Regions from separate parts of the Homo sapiens genome. Here region 2 is linked to region 1. Evidence: chromatin loops called from intact Hi-C (ENCODE). Cell type or tissue: PC-9. All regions are shown on one strand. Each heading gives the region's core, and the rest is flanking DNA. Links, peaks and the distances in the headings are about the cores only.

Region 1 (2,901 bases), core at 292-2,791:
TTGCCTAAAAGCAAGGAGGCCCATACATTTGAAGGCCGGAAATAGGGCCACCAGAAAAAGTCAACCCCAGCCTCAGGGGGAAAAAAAGCAGCGGGCTGAAGATGTAATAGACTGAGCAGCCTCAGGAACTGTGGCTTTAAGAACTCTGATGGCATTGTGGCTTCTCTGTGCTGTCACATATCTTTTCCACTGGTGCTCAGAATGGTTTTCCTCAAGTCGCTGGCAATCAAATCTTGAAAATGATGCACCCTCGGCTGGGCGTGGTGGCTCACGCCTGTAATCCCAGCACTTTGGGAGGCTGAGGCGGGCGGATCACAAGGTCAGGAGATCGAGACCATCCTGGCTAACATGGTGAAACCCCGTCTCTACTAAAAGTACAAAAAATTAGCCAGGCGTGGTGGCAGGCGCCTGTAGTCCCAGCTACTTGGGAGGCTGAGGCGAGAGAATGGCGTGAACACAGGAGGCGGAGCTTGCAGTGAGCCAAGATCGCGCCACTGCACTCCAGCCTGGGCAACAAGAGTGACACTCTGTCTCACAGAGCAAGGCTCCGCCTTAAAAAAAAAAAGAAAAAAAAGAAAATGATGCACCTTCAAGGGCACATACGAAGTGGGGAGCTGGGAGACACCATCACATTCTGTAGCGAGGCTCAGGGAGAATCATTCCAAGGAACAGAGACAATAATAGGAACTACTGGTGAGAAAACAGAAAGCAGGCCATGGCTCTGGAGTCTGTGGCAGGAAACAGGAGAGGTATAGGTTTAGGTCTCAGAAAGGGTCCTGAAGGGCTGAATGAAAAAATGTCAAAGATAGGCTCAAAACATCAGGTTTATGCGTAAGTACTTATTCCTAAAATGCTACTGGTGCATGCAAACCTGCACTGGCCTAAAAATGACTTTTCTTTTTTCTTTTTAGTTTTTAGAGACAGAGTCTTGCTCAGTTGCCCAAGCTGGAGTAAGGTGATTGTAACTCACTGCAGCCTTGGGCTCCTGGTTCAAGCAGTTCTCCCACCTTAGCCTCTCCAGTAGCTGGGACTATAGATGTGAGCCACTGCACTTGACTAATTAAAAAAATTTTTTTTTTGTAGAGACAGGGTCTTGCTCTGCCATACAGGCTGGTCTGGAAATCCTAACCTCAAGCAATCCTCCTGCCTTGGCCTCCCAAAATGCTGGGATTACAGCATGAACCACCTCATCTGGCCTAAAAATCACTTTTCTAAGCAACTTTTAGATAACAGTACTTTACAACATAGCCTGGATCCAGTGTTGACAGTGACAATCTCAAAAGCCCCCTAGGTGGAGCTGTTGTCCATTGGTGAAGATTCGAGGCTCGTCAACAATCCTTTCCAGGATTAATCCTACTTAGCCACAGAGTCATTTCAGCAGTGGTAAAGCCCAAGGCCTCCAAGCCTGGGGCTCTACCTTACAGAAAAAAAAAAAAAAAAAAAAAAAAAAGAAAGAAAGAAAAAGAAAAAAGGAAGTCATTTTCCAAGTTCTGTGGGAAAAAGAGGTGAACTAAGTCCAGTCTGTGTCTTAAAAAGCTCACAAACGAGCAGGAAAGATAGTGTGTGCTCCTCACATCTCCATATGCACCCTCTGGCCTGCCCCAGAAGGCATCCCACAGCAGGGACAAGGTTGGTTCCGCAGCTTTACTCTTACTACAAGGTCTTTATAAAACTGCGAACAGCACCACTTACCTCAGGATGAAACCCTTTACCCAGTGTTCAGCAGATGAGCTCCCCACTAAATCTTAGGCATCATTACCACGGTTATTTGATTAGCTGTACACACAGCAGTACTCAGTGTGATGACCATGAGCACCGTGTGGGCAGGATATGAACAGACAGCGGGTGTGGTCCATAAGCTGCTAACTGAACTGGATAGGTGGAGTGAGAATAGGGGAGGGGAGGTCAGCTCCATGAGGGGATGAGGTTCGGAGGGCAGATCTGAGTCAGGAGGAATGCTGACAGACCAGATACCTAGTGATCAGAGTAGGCTCAGGTGAAGGCTGGGTGTGTGAAGCACCATAGACACAGGGGTGCTGTTTGGGGTCCTCCTGCCTGTCTGTGGCCCAGCACTAACCCACATCCCCAAGCCTCTGCTGGTTAAAAGGCCTTTACCTTATGACTAAGAGCTCTGGCTCTTGAGGGGGAGGGAGAGCCTTCTTAACTGCTCAGGCAGAAGGTCACAGGAGACCCACGAGGCCTACTGCCAAGCACTGGAAATAGGTGGGGGTATAATCCATGGTCCCAACCATAAAAGTGCATACAATGATAGTTCCCAATGGACTAAGGAGGATAGAGAATTCCAGTAAGTGAAATTTGGGTAGGCTCTTAAATAACTGAAGTATGAAAAGGAAGGTCAAGAAATTCAAAGAGGGCTGGGAGCAGTGGCTTATGCCTGTAATCCAAGCACTTTGGGAGACCAAGGTGGGCAGAGTTTGAGACCAGCCTGGGCAACATGGCAAAACCACATCTCTACCAAAAAAATTACAAAAATTAGCCAGGTGTGGTGGCACGTGCCTGTAGTTCCAGCTACTCGGGAGGCTGAGGTGGGAGGATTGCTGGAACATGGGAGGCAGAGGTTGCAGTGAGGCGAGATCATACCACTGCACTCCAGCCTGGGTGACAGAGCAAGATCCTGTCTTGAAAAAAAAAAAGAAAAGAAAAGAAATTCAGAGAGCAAAGTACCTAAACAAAGATGGAGATGGCTATGGAACAGTAGAGGAGCACTGCACAAATCAGTTTGGTGAGAAATCAGCTAAATTAGTGGCTGGTGAGATCGGAGGGGGAGGAACAGAAGATGTACATGTCAAGCCAAGGGAAAGGGCAGGCTGGACTATGTAAATCATGTTCTGAAAAAATTCATCTCAAAGAAGTGGGCACTGCTACAAACTGATTTCAAGA
Region 2 (2,901 bases), core at 285-2,784, 460 kb after region 1:
GGGCAGAGGGAGGGGCCTGAGGGTTGTGTTTGGCCTGCTCGAGGACAGAGTTGTCTGTGTGTGGTGTGGGGGTAGTGAGGATGGGCTGGGACTCAGGGGCAGAGACTGTCCTCTGAACCTGGAATCACAGTGCCCCACCCATGGCCATGGTACAGGTGGGGAAACTGAGGCCAAGAGGAGCAGGGACCAGCCCGGGTCACAGGAGCATAGGGAGTCTACTGCCTTCCCCTTGGGTACTCTTTTCCATCTCTCAAGGCCCGGGGTTGTGCCTCTGGGAGGTGGGCCCCATCCTGTTAGTGGCAGAGCGGCTTTGCTGGGAAGTCCTCCTAGGAGTCAGACTTTCATCTGAGGCTCCAGGGCCATGGGATGGTGTAGAAATTTATCTCCTTCTGCTGGTCCTTGTACCTGCCTCGTGCCATCTCTAGTCAGAATTGCTGGGCAGCTCTTGCCTCCTTGGGGCCACGGTCTCCCCATCTGTGCAACTGGACAGGGACCTAGGGGCCCCGCGTGGGGTCTGTGTTCATGGGTGTCCAGTGTGTAGCGGTGGGTTCACATCTATGTGGACACACAAGTGGGCCCTGGTAAGTGAGCTGCAGCCTACGGGCCTGCCCACACCAGGACAGGGTCCCCAGGACCTGCTGCGCGGCAACATTTGACCTACTTCTAAGGCTCTGGGTCTGGCCCAGGCCGTGTTCTCGACTCCTCCGGGAAGTGTGGGCCTGCGTCCCAGCCCAGAGGCTGTGGGCCAGGAGGGGCGGGACCGGCAGGCCAGGGCGGGCCATGGCTGCCTGCGGAGACTGCGGCCCAGGGGACAAGGGCACGTGGGGAGCCCGACCCTGTTTCCCTGCCTCTGGCTCTTAGGCCCAGGGGACAGCTGGCCCTTACCTCCTTCTGCCCACCCTCCACGTGGCAACCATAGTCTGAGCTCCCCAAATTGGCTCTGACAGGATGATGGACATTCTTCATGCCCTTCTGAACGCTACCAGGGAGGTCTGCCAAGCAGCTACCCCCGCTGTTGCCAAGAGTGTGACCCCCCGGTGCCCCTTCCCACTGGCCTTGTCCACACAGGGCCACGCTGATCTGGAAATCCGTCAGCCCTTGTCCTGGGTCCTGGGTCTGGGGTTTGGGTTTGCAGTCCTGGAAGTCTGGGTTTAGAGTCCTGGGGCTTGAGTCCTGGATCTGGGGTCTGGGTTTAGAATCCTGGTTCCTGTGTCTGGGGTCTGGGGTCCGGAGTCTGGGTTGAAGGTCCGGGTTTACCATCCTGGGTCTTGGAGTCTTTGGTCAGGGTTTGGGTGCCAGGATCTGGGTCTAGGTCTCCACAGTGGGGTCTAGTCCTGGAATCTGGGTTCTGGGTTCTGAGTTTGGCACTCAAATTGTGAGACCTGAGTCTGGGGTCTGAGCTTGGGGTTCCGGTTTCCTGATCTGGGGTCTGGGTTGGGATTCTGGGTTCTGGGGTTTGAGTTCAGGAACCAAAGGTCGGTTCCCATCCCTTCTGCGCCCCCTGCTGGCTGATCGTGGTCCAGTCACTGCCTGTACCACAGGGGTCACCCTCACCTCTTTAGTCTGTGAAGAGCACGCCTGAATTGGGGTGGGCATGGGGAAGTGGTGGGTGGGCTTGGAGGCAGCTGCTGGCCGCACTACTGTCCCAGAGTGCCCTCTGCACCGCCAGAGCTCCTGTCAGTCAGTTGGCAAATCTCCCCATCTCTCCGGGCCCACTCCAGGACAGGGTTTAGCAAGGGGTTCCAGTACCTCTGTGAGAGGTGGGTAAACTGAGATATTTGGAACATTTGTTCATCCAGCATTTATTGAATGCCTGTGGTGTACCAGGTCCTGGGAAAATGTAGCTGTGGAAGAGCAGAACATTCCTCCCTCCTGTGATGGCTGACATTCATAGGAAGGCGGACACACGGAAGACGCCAGGTAACAAGAGCCCAGAAGAAGGCCGGCGTGGCCGGGCTTTCCTGCCTTAGTCCACAGGCTCCTCAGAAGTCAGGGCCCATATCTTCCCCGCATTCTCCTTGGCTGGGGGAAGGGAGAGGTAAGTGGCTGCCTGAGAGGGCTCTGGGACATGGCGTGTGCCAGCCTGCAGCACACTGGGCTGCAGCTCAGACATCAGAGCTTTGGGAGCTGAAGCAGTAGGACCCAGACCCCCAGCCCTGGCTCTCCAGGCCCCCGAGGCCCTGCCCAGATCCTGCCTGCTAGGCTGACTCCTGAAGGGCACAAAGCTCAGGTTGGGATGTGGGAGAGAGAGGGAAGTGCCAGGCATGGTGTGGCCTGTTCTTACCGCCAACTGCTGCCCACCCTCCCTCCCTCCACCCCCAACTCCCTGCCCACCTTCCTGCCTCCTGTTCACCCCATGCCTTGCTCCTGGTCTCGGTGTGCCTGGGAGGGCTCTGGCTGGTCCTGAAGAGTGCCTACTGGGGGCTAGGCAGTTGTTATAGGTTTGAGGGTGGGCCTGTGGGTGAGTCCTGGGGCACTGTTGTTCCCAAGCCAGCAGGGACATGCCCAGAATCAGAGCTCAGGCAGTCACCATCCTGGCCCTAGCCTTCATCTGGGTCCTGATGAGGGAGTGAGGATGGCTCTGTGCACCCTGTCCCTGCTGCAGGACCACGTTTGCCCTGTGTGTGACAGGAGGGGCCCAAGCCACTGCCTTGACTCTGCCACACACAGGTGGAGGAAGGTGGCACTATGTGGCTCTGGCTGGCTGCATGAGCCTGCCCATCCCAGATCACAGACCTGGACACTGAGGCCCAGGATGCTCTTGTCACTGGCTTACCCCCATTTGGGCCAACGTTGGGTGGTTTCCAAGGGGTGGTAATTGTGTGAGGATGAAAGAAATGAGATGGGAGAGAGGGCCCTGTATATGTCCTCTGCTCTGGCCCTCTGCTTCCCTCATGATGA

Evidence for each region. Peaks named below come from ENCODE experiments on the same cell type or tissue, not always from the same donor. Only the 100,000 strongest peaks of a DNase experiment are listed, where the experiment ranks them.
Region 2: a loop joins it to region 1, with 4 times the contacts of the local background. A loop is called at or near these places in 13 of 110 quality-filtered maps.

The regions. Positions count from the first base shown.
Region 1 is chr3:47,322,848-47,325,748 of GRCh38, reverse strand. The region is part of intron 3 of KLHL18 (kelch like family member 18); the gene reads right to left. Among named protein-coding and RNA genes, the nearest start is that of KLHL18, 41 kb to the right of the region's middle. RefSeq lists a silencer at 1,736-2,030. In PC-9, for the core only: a CTCF peak has its summit at 1,263 (motif pointing right); DNase peaks (open chromatin) are centred at 1,338 and 1,918; H3K27ac peaks cover 1,320 bases.
Region 2 is chr3:46,865,527-46,868,427 of GRCh38, reverse strand. It overlaps a transcript of MYL3 not described here. Among named protein-coding and RNA genes, the nearest start is that of MYL3, 3.5 kb to the right of the region's middle. In PC-9, for the core only: CTCF peaks have their summits at 1,303 and 1,509 (motif pointing left); no DNase peak of the experiment used is centred there.